Regions from separate parts of the Homo sapiens genome. Here region 1 is linked to region 2. A link is a loop called in an ENCODE intact Hi-C map of the cell type or tissue named here. Cell type or tissue: ovary. All regions are shown on one strand. Links, peaks and the distances in the headings refer to the core of each region. The heading gives the core; the rest is flanking DNA. Region 1 has its middle 52 kb from the start of TNFSF15. Region 2 holds the start of LOC105376231 (a long non-coding RNA gene).

Region 1 (5,377 bases), core at 212-5,211, 59 kb before region 2:
TGCTGGAGGATGTGGCTGTTCTCTTCATTGCTCATAACTCCTGTTCCCTTATGTGAGCAAACCCACAGGGGTCTGCTGGGGTGATGTTGAGTTCCCTTCTTGTGGGATGTCTCTGCTTCTTAGTCTCCCTCTTGAAGGGACTGGCTGTTTCACTCTAGGGCCTGGTGCTTAGATGCAGGTCCTTTTGTAGAGGCAGTTTATGGTTCTCTGAAGGGCTCTCTGGGGATTGCCCTCTACCCAGTCCCCTGGTGTGGCAGATCCAGCTGAGGCTTGACCTCTTCCTCTTCTCTCAACCCTCCCCTCCATGGGTGGTCCATCATATAGCCTCTGCCTGCAAAAGCCCCTTCTTCCAGTTGGTGGTCCACTTAGAGGAACCAGCAAGAAAGTTTAAGCCCAGACACCTTCCTGGGGCCCACTGTACCTACGGGAGACTCCCTATCAGTTCCCTGAGAGCCCAGCCTGCCCACACTTCCTCTCTCATTTCCACCTGCTCTCACCTACCCTTTCCCACAACCAGCACCACCAGCTTCAGGGTCTCTGGTTCTCCCCAGGTCATCGGATTCAAAAGGCTTCAGAAGTGAGATAATTGGCCCAATTCAATGTGTTGAAGAGGGTGAGGGAACAGGAGTTCGACTTTGGCAATTTTTTAGGAAGGAGAAGGACAAGTCAAACACCCTCCTCAGAGGAGAGGAAGAGAAAGGAGAGTTGACAGTCCACAAACACAGTGTCCCCTCCAAAAATTCCCCCTGCTGACTCCTGTGGCCCTCTTCTTCCCTTCTGATAAGACCAACAACCTTGTTCAGCCTCTGGATCCTGGGGACCCGTGGAAGTCATTCACATAGAACTAGACCTTCTTTGAACGAGACTTAGAAGAATTTAGTAGCAATAGGGTGCTATCTCTGCTACAATCCCAGTACTACCTGGTAGCCTCCAGTGACATGAAAACAGGCTGTTTGAGACCAATCTGTTTGATTCAGAAAGAGAGAGCAGGTACCTAGCATAGTGTTAGTGTTTGCGAAGTTAATAATCATAGTTACTGACCTTGTTTTGGCTGGGAAGCCTTTCAGAAAAGGGACTCTATATGGTTAAATCACTTCAATTAAATCCAACAATTATAAGCTAAAGACCTTATGTGCCCTAGATCTATGGATAGTACTAGCTTTAAGGAGCTTGTGCCTAGTATGGGAAACAGACAAAGAACCAGATGATTACAGGCAAGGAAGGAGGTGAAGGGGTATCCCAAGGAAAGTTTGTCCCAAGGCAAGAAGGAACAACTGAGCTACCCCTCCAAGACTGAATAAGAGTTAGCCTAGCAAAAAAGAGCCTGTTTTAAGCAAGGAGAAGGCCCAGGTAAAGGACTGGAGGTACAAGACAGGATAGGATGTTTGGGAAACTGGAGGGGCTTGAGTACAACTGAGAGAAGAGCACTGGGGGTGAGAGGGGAAGATGAAGGGCACAAAGAGAGAGAGGACATTGGAGCAGTAGAGGGTGCCAGGGAACAAGGTGAACCGTAGGCCACGTTAATGATTCCAGACCTTCTCTAGAGGGTCACGGGGAGTCATGCATATGCTTGAAACGGGAAGAATTGATAGGATTTCTAGTTCAGGAAGGCTATTCTGGCTACACTCAGGAGAAGAAATTGGTCGGGAGAGACGCTGGGGTTAGGAAGGCCTGTTGGAGGCTGTTGCTGTCATCCAGAGAAGAGGTAACAGTGGCCTGGACTAAAGTGTGGGCAGAGGGATGGAGAGGCGAATGAGGGCCAGAGATCTTAAGGAGCTATTTACAGCAGCCGTTGGCAATTGATAGAATGTAGGAGTTGAAAGAAGAAAATGCAAGTATGATGTCCAGATTTCTGGCCTGAGTAATTGAGTGCATCGTCGTGCTGCTCTCAAAGCTAAATGACCCTAGGGGAAAATCAAGTCTGGTTCAGGAGATAGGACAGTGGTGCATTTAATATCATATGTTATTTACATGCTGCTTGCAACAAGCCTTGTGAAATAGATAGCACTCCTCCCATCACTTAAATGGAGACACTAACAGTCTGTGAGGTGAAGAGTCATAAAGTCAAGAAGTAGAGCTAGGAGAGGACTCCTCCTGACTATACATCTCCTAAAAACAAGGGAACACCAGGAGGCCAAATTCCCAAAACCAACATGGGTCTGATCATCAATAATATCACCCTGGAAGCTCCAAATTCCTGTTTAGGAGAACAAAGGAAGAAAATCCAAGCGATATCACCCATAGTCATTTCTGTTCATCTCAAATTCCCCATCAGAGTTGGAGCCTGGACTTCCTTTATCCTCACCGCACAAATTGCCAGCCCTTCACCCGTGGTTAAAATGGTTCCTGTATGGAGGGAGGTCAAATCTGACAAAAGGTAGCATTTCCTCTTATGGCAGAATTGTCCCCACCTACTCTCTGGCCTCACCTCACACACCCATAGCTCCTCAGCTGCTGTGGTCTTGGTGTCACAGCAGGGCCCACTGCTCTTTCTTCTTCAAGCAATCTTGCAAAAGGGAAGTAACATATCACCATAATTATTCTGCCTAGAATAAACCACTTCTCCCTGCTCAGAGCTGAGCCTAGTATATGCTATCTGATGTCTGTTGCTTCTGGACTTTTGGAGCCTGCAGGTTTCAACCTTCTCCCCATCTCAGCAAATGCAATCAACCACCAGATTTGTATTAAACACCTGCACTACATCCATCATCAGATCTTGCTCAGTGGAAAGCTCAGTGATAAAGTCACATTATAAACTGAGGCCATTTTGCATATAATGCCCAAATTAAAGGCACAAATTCAAAAGGTAGGGAAACAAAACATTTTCAGGCACCTACTATATGCTAGGCACTGTATGAGTGTTTTCTATATGGCATCTCATTCAATTCTCATAATAAATCATGAGATGGAATTTAGTCCCTACATTTTGTACACAGTGGGAGAAGAAACTCCATACAACAATGACTAGCAAGCTTTCAACAAACTCATGTTCTCTTTTTACTGTTCATACATGTAGACTACATTTCCCAGACTTCCTGGCAGTTAGTCCTGCCCAATAGAAGTTACAGGTGCTACTTCCAGACCTGGCCCATTAAAAACTCTGTATAGGCCAGGCATGGTGACTTACACCTGTAATCCCAGCACTCTGGGAGGCCAAGCCTGGTGGGTCACTGGAGATCAGGAGTTCAAGACCAGCCTGGCCAATATGGTGAAACCCCATCTCTACTAAAAATACAAAAATTAGCCAGGCATGGTGGCACGCACCTGCAATCCCAGCTACTAGGGAGGCTGAGGCAGGAGAATTACTTGAACCCTGGAGGCGGAGGTTGCAGTGAGCTGAGATAGCTCTACTGCACTCCAGCCTGGGTGACAGAGCAAGACTCCATCACAAAAATAAAAAACAACTAAAAAAACCTCTGTATAATCCTTTACTCTCCCTTCTTCTCTATGTCATACCCCAGAGAACCCTGGAAGCCACATGCTGAAGATGACAGAGGCTCTTTCAGTCGGATTCCCTGAATCACTGCATGGAGCAGAGTGCCCCTGGCCCCTGCTGTTGGAGTTTAGGTGAGTGAGAAATAAAATTCTATTATGATCGTGATTAGTGACCTTAGAAGAAGAGAAAAAAATTCTATTGTAATAAGCCACCAAAAGTTTATCTCTTACTGTAGCAAACATTCTTTAATGAATACAACAGGCTTCAAAAACATCAAATTACCTGCACAAAGTCAATCCCCTAGTGTCAGAAAACAGATTTTTTTATTATACTTTAAGTTCTAGGGTACATGTGCACAATGTGCAGGTTTGTTACATATGTATACATGTGCCATGTTGGAGTGCTGCGGCCATTAACTTGTCATTTACATTAGGTATTTCTCCTAATGCTATCCCTCCCCCCTCCCCCCACCCCAGGACAGGCCCCAGTGTGTGATGTTCCCCACCCTGTGTCCAAGTGTTCTCATTGTTCAGTTCCCACCTGAGTGAGAACATGCAGTGTTTGGTTTTCTGTCCTTGCGATAGTTTGCTCAGAATGATGGCTTCCAGCTTCATCCATGTGCCTAAAAACCCTAGAAGAAAACCTAGGCAATACCATTCAGGCCATAGTCACAGGCAAGGACTTCATGACTAAAACACCAAAAGCAATGGCAACAAAAGCCAAAATTGACAAATGGGATCTAATTAAACTAAAAAGCTTCTGCACAGCTAAAGAAACCACCATCAGAGTGAACAGGCAACCTGCGGATTTAAATTTAGTCTTGCTTTATTCAAAGCCCCAGTAGATAAATATTTTATTTTATTTTATTTTATTTTTACATTTTGCTTATAGATTTGGGTGGTCTGGAGAGGCTTTCTGGAAGAAGTATAACTTCATTATTACTATAGCAAATAAGATTTTAGAAGACAGAAAGAAGGGTGGCAGTGAAAGGAGTTAGAGGAAGGAGGATACAAAGTATTCTGAAGGAACCTGAATAGAGCAATGCTTCTGTGCTAGAGAATTACGAAGCAGCAAATTGGTACTGTAGATCAGGCTGTATCTGTCAGGATAAATTAGGTTACATTGCATTAACAAAAAGAATCAAAATCTCAATGGCTTAACACAACCAGAGTTTATTTCTGGCTTCCACTATAAGTTCAGTGTGAGTCCCCAGGAATTTGACACGCATCACTCACTCTGGTCATTTCTTTGGGCAATGAAAATAATATAACTATACTAAATTCAGAGATGGTAGAAGTACAATTCTACCATATACCCAGAAAGCAAAGATCTGGGAATATTTGATAAGCCGCAGTAATGGCTACCATAGAGTCAAAATGGTAGAGATGTCAAAGTAAAGAAATACATGTACCTTCGGGAAAGTTTTTATTAAGGCTTAACCATACAACTTTTTTTTTTTTTTTTTTTTTTTTTTTGAGACGGAGTCTCGTTCTGTCGCCCAGGCGGGAGTGCTGTGGCGCGATCTCCGCTCACTGCAAGCTCCGCCTTCTGGGTTCACGCCATTCTCCTGCCTCAGCCTCCCGAGTAGCTGGGACTACAGGCGCCCGCCACTGCGCCCGGCTAATTTTTTTTTTGTATTTTTAGTAGAGACGGGGTTTCACCGTGGTCTCGATCTCCTGACCTCGTGATCCGCCCGCCTCGGCCTCCCAAAGTGCTGGGATTACAGGCGTGAGCCACCGCGCCCGGCCAACCATATAACTTTTATCAAAAGCCAGAATTGTTATTTTATATAGAGAGCAGAATTATAGATAGAAAGACTATGTACAGCTTTTGAAAAGGCAGTTTGGGAATAAACATAAGAAATTTTGAGAAAGTGCATACCGGAAACTTCTCAAATTCCTCTCATATACAAAATTCCATAGTATTAAGTTCTTTGATTCT
Region 2 (5,377 bases), core at 100-5,099:
AAGGCAGAGGGGCTGAAAAATGGAGGGTACCAAGGGATTACTTATTCTCTCTGGTCTAGGGAGAGTGACTACCAGAAACCTCTCCCCTAAGATGTGTTCTTTACCTTCCTTGAGCCACATCTACAAAACAGGGGTGGTACTCACACCTCCCTCACTGTGCATTGTCAGGTTTAAATGGGACAGGTTTAGATAGAATGCCTATCCCATAGCAGGTGCTTCATAGACATCATTTTCTCTCACCCTCCTGAGTAGCTGTGTGACCCCAAAGAAGAGACAGGGGTCATTCTGCTTTCACTTGGCCGGGGGTTACAATCATACAAAAAAGACTGTGGCTTCTTACCCACGATGAGTCATATGCTGCTTTCCATCTCAGTTTCAATTCATCTGGAGACAATTCTGATGATTTCAGACCCCGGGCTCTTTCAGCCCCAAGGCCTCAGGCCACTACCACATTTCCTCTGCCAAGCTGCCCCCTTATAACAAATTTGAAGAAAACACAGAAAAAGAGGAGAAGACAAAAAAAAATTAAGTATAAAAGTTTCCCCCCCATTCTCCAGGAGTCAGGTGGTGGGTGGGTGGGTGGAGACATGGCCAGGCCATGGTGGGAAGAGCCCCAGTGAATTATACCCTTGGTGCAGGGAACCCACAAACAGAGACACTGGCCTTGTTTCCCATCACTGCGAAGCCATCATGACCTTCAAACAGCTTGCAGGGCGGGGCCCTTCACATCTTCTGAGTCCTGATATGACTGAGCATCCATTATATAACCATGTTGTGAATAACTTGGTCTCAGTCCTCGACCACAATCTCAATTTCGGGGCATCCCTGATCTCTCTCTGCAGAGAGATTCAGAAGAGGCCCCAGAGATAGTAAAAGTTGGGGGATGGTGGGAGTTGTTTTTTGCTGTTGTCTTATTCCGATTCACACCACCATGTGATAATGGGACCTTTCCCTTTCTCTGGGAGTGAACCTTGCAAAACCACCCAAAGTCAGAGCAGGAAGGGACCCCCAAAGCTCCTGGGATTTAGTTCTCCACCTTCTACCGGGTGAAATGGCAAACCTAATAAAGGCAAAATCCTGGCTCTTCCAGAACTGATAAAAATGTAGACCCTGCCAGGCACAGTGGCTCACACCTATAATCCCAACACTTTGGGAGGCCGACGTGGGTGGATCATCTGAGGTCAGGAGTTCGAGACCAGCCTCACCAACACGGCGAAACACTGTCTCTACTAAAAATCCCAAATTTAGCCAGGTGTGGTGGTACACGCCTGTAATCCCAACTACTCAGGAGGCTGAGGCAGGAGAATGGCGTGAACCCGGGAAGTGGAGCTTGCAGTGAGCCGAGATTGCACCACTGCACTCCAGCCTGGGTGACAGAGCGAGACTCCATCTCTAAATAAATAAATAAATAAAATCTTCAATGGAACCTTTGTGAAGCTCAACACATCTTCAATTAACATGCTGAGGATTGTAGAACCATATATTGCATGTGGGTAGCCAAATCTGAAGTCAGTAAATGAACTAATCTGTAAGTGTGGTTATGGCAAAATCAATAAGAAGCGAATTGCTTTGACAGGTAACACTTTGATTGCTCAATCTCTTGGTAAATATGGTATCATCTGCACGGAAGATCTGATTCATGAGATCTATACTGTTGGAAAATGCTTCAAACAAGCAAGTAACTTCCTGTGGCCCTCCAAACCATCCTCTCCAGAAGGTGGAATGAAGAAAAAGACCACCCATTTTGTAGAAGGTGGAAATGCTGACAACAGGGGGGACCAGATCAACAGCCTTCTTAGAAGAATAAATGAAGATGTCTACCATGATTATTTTTCTAATCTGGTCAGTTAATAAACAGTACCTGCTCTTGAATTGAAAAAAAAAAAAAAAGGAAAACTCAATTATCAACCTTAGTTTTATCTCCTTTAAAATTTGTATCTTATTTAAAAAATATATTATCAGAAGCTCAAAGAACCATGAAGCCTGGGTTAAAATGCAGTAAGCCGGGATCATGCCACTGCACTCCAGAGCCTGGGCAACAGAGCGAGACTCTGTCTCAAAAAAAAAAAAAAAAAAAAAAAAAAATGAATTCTTAAAACTTTTTCTGGCTGAGCACAGTGGCTAACACCTGTAATCCCAGCACTTTGGGAGGCTGAGGTGGGTGGATCACTTGAGGTCAGGAGTTCAAGACCAGCCTGATCAACATGGTAAAACCCTGTCTCTATTAAAAATACAAAAAAAAAAAAAATTAGCCAGGCATGGTGGTGGGTGCCTATAATCCCAGCTACTCAGGAGGCTGAGGCAGGAGGATGCCTTGAGCCTGGGAGGCAGAGGTTGCAGTGAGCCAAGTTCATGCCACTGCACTCCAGACTGGGTGACAGAGCAAGACTTAGTCTCAAAAAAAAAACAAACAACAACAACAACAAAACTTTTTCCTTGGCCTTCTCTCTTGCTGACAAGTTCTATAGTACTTAGAAATTGCCCAAGAGAGATTCCTACTTCTGATGTGTTTTGTTCTTGGTTTGCTTTTGTTTTTTTCCTGAGTTGGCAGAGGTGGGACTGAAACACATGTCCCTTGCTTCTCAGTTCAGTTCTCAGGCCACAGCACAACTGTTTTCATGTTATAAGCTCAGGACCTCTGAAAAGGCTTCTCATCTCCAAAATAGACTCTTCCCAACCTGAAAGTGAAGCTTAAGAAGCCTTTCGCAATGACTCACTCAGAAGCAAAGGTTCCCCAACAGAGAAGCAAGTCATGAAATAAACACCCCACAAGCTCCAAGCACCCCCGTGTGCCATGCGCAGTCTCCAAGCCAGGAGGGTCTCAGAGAACCGTAGAGCCATGGGAAACTGCTCTCTAGTGCTTACTTTCCCCCTGTATTGGACACGGTCAAGAGAACTTCCTCCCCTGTCTGCCTTTTTTCGCTGCCTTTCCATCCATCCCTCCATTCATTCAGTCATCCATCAACAATAGATTGGATCCATTAAGGCCCCAGCTTTCCTTCTACCCTACACCCATGACATAGATATAAAAGTGAGGTGTCCTCCTACTCTGTCTCTGGGCCCTAGCCATGTTTCTTGTTTTAGCCAGCAGAAAATCAGAGAACATGGCACAAGCAGAGGCAAGAAAAATTACTAGCATGTTCCTATTTATCCCTTGTAGCCTCTTCCATGGGCATAAGCCAGCCTGCTGGAAGATGAGAGACATGAACCAGGGTCAAGTCACCCAGTTGTCCCAGCCATGCCCATTATAGACCATCCAGTAGCCAGCCAACTGCCCTGATGTATGACCAACCCCAACCAATTTCAGCAGAACTGGCCGGCCATCCCGGGCACAAGAGCAAGAAACAGGCATTGCCATAAGCCACTGAGGTTTTGTATTTATTACTAAGCATTATTGTGGCAATAAATCACCTCTACATTCCAGCTAGCAGGAAGGAGGAAGGACAAAAGAATGTTTCCAGAAGTCACATAGGATGCTATCAGTTATTTGTCATTGGCAAGAACTCAGTCTCACAGCTGCCTCCACTGCAGAGAAGATTGGAAAATAATGGTCTTTATTCCAGACAGTTACATTTCCAGCCACAAATTGCAAGTTCTATTATTAAGGGAGAAGTGGTGAAAGGAAACTGGGAAACAATTAGAAGTCTTGCTGCAAGTGCAGACAGGTTTGGGATCAAACAGACGTAGGTCCATATCGCAGCTCAACCAGGGACTCAACTTGTGACCGTGGGCAAAATGTTTCCTTCTCGGGGACCTCAGTGTTCCTATCTATACAGTGGGAGCAAGGGAGAGTTAGTCCGCATGGGCTCTTAAGCTCCTCCTGGCTCTTTCCTTGCTAGAAATCAAAGTGAAGATTTTGAAGGGGTTGGCCTTCCATCAGATGCTAGCAAAGATGAACCTATTTACACACCTAGGTGACATTGCCCCTTCAGTCTGAAGCTATTTAGTGAACAAAAAGGCCAACACCTAGCAGAAACTTGTGTTGGAAAAAGATCTGCCTGGGCTCGCTCTTGCTGCTTTTCAAGTTACATAGAAGCAGCTGTCTGGTGCAGGCATCTAGTCCATTAAGGCCTCTAGCTATAACCCTCAAGCACCCAGTAGAGGTCAGAGAACAAAGATCCAATTATGTTGCTCAACTCCTGCCTGGGACTCCATCTAAGGAAGCAGAGACCCAAAAAGATATGGAAAGGGAGTGGTCTGATAGTCAAAATCCAGCCAGGCAACATTTATATGGTCCTGTTTGGAGTAGGAATAGAGAAAACTACATTTTAATTTACCATCATCAAATTACATAGCCCATATGTGTACTTTATAAAGAGGAAAGAAACCTTTACTCAGAGTGTAATTACAGCTTTCTAAAAGTCCTATAAATCTTTATAGTTCTGCAATGAAAGAAACTTCCCACTTTATATTTGATAAATCAGACTTACGTAATTTACAACTCAAGAATCCTCTTACTTTTACTCTAAACCTCAAGTGTACTTATCTCTCCCCTTGAGGAAAAAAAAAATTCAAAATAGCACTGAAGCCCAGGGCCCTCAGAATGCTCTATCTGCCACAAAATTCACGACTGTCCTGAATTTTGTAAGAAATGCATGAATTATAACAACAAAACAGCAACATTAGGTATTGAGTGTTTACTCTGTGCTTAAAACTTTGAGTTCAATGTTTCAATGCATCCTCAAAAAGCCATTAGGCATTACCATGCCACTTACAGGCATGGACACTGAAGCTCAGAGAAGCCACATAAGTCATCTAAGGTCACACAGCTAACATACGGTGAGCTGGGATTTCATCTTAGATAGTTGTCTCCACAGCAAAGCACTTGGCACAGTGTCTTACACATAGTTAATGTCACAAATGTTACTATTATGCTTACTTTCCTTAAAATGATTTCTGCCAGTCAGGCACAGTGGCTAACGCCTGTAATCCCAGCAGTTTGGGAGGCCGAACGGGCGGATCTCTTGAGGTCAGGAGTTTGAGACCAGCCTGAACAACATGGTGAAACCCTGTCTCTACTAAAAATACAAAAAGTAGCCAGACGTGGTGGCAGGCACCTGTAATCCCAGCTACTCAGGAGGCTGAGGCAGTAGAATCACTTGAACCCCAAGGGTGGAGGTTGCAGTGAGCCAAGATAACATCACTGAGCTTCAGTCTGGGCGACAGGAGACTCAGGCTCAAAAATCAATCAATCAATCAATCAATAAAATGATTCCTGCATATATTTGGGCAAGGTGGTCCCACAGATTCCTTAACCCACAGTGTCTAGATGATTTTCATTGGCAAACCCATAATTTTTCCTGTAAGTTTCCCACATCCCTGCCAAAGCCAGAAGATTTGTCTTATTTTATTGGTTTCTGAGAATGTTGATTTCACT

The links. Peaks named below come from ENCODE experiments on the same cell type or tissue, not always from the same donor. Only the 100,000 strongest peaks of a DNase experiment are listed, where the experiment ranks them.
Region 1: a loop joins it to region 2, with 4 times the contacts of the local background. A loop is called at or near these places in 3 of 110 quality-filtered maps.

Annotation. Positions count from the first base shown.
Region 1 is chr9:114,751,829-114,757,205 of GRCh38, reverse strand. No RefSeq gene overlaps it. Among named protein-coding and RNA genes, the nearest start is that of TNFSF15, 52 kb to the left of the region's middle. In ovary, for the core only: no CTCF peak of the experiment used is centred there; no DNase peak of the experiment used is centred there.
Region 2 is chr9:114,692,352-114,697,728 of GRCh38, reverse strand. It overlaps LOC105376231 (a long non-coding RNA gene), which reads right to left and starts at 1,879. Exons shown (of 2, transcript XR_007061745.1): 1 at 1-1,879. RefSeq lists enhancers at 609-728, 739-788. In ovary, for the core only: no CTCF peak of the experiment used is centred there; no DNase peak of the experiment used is centred there.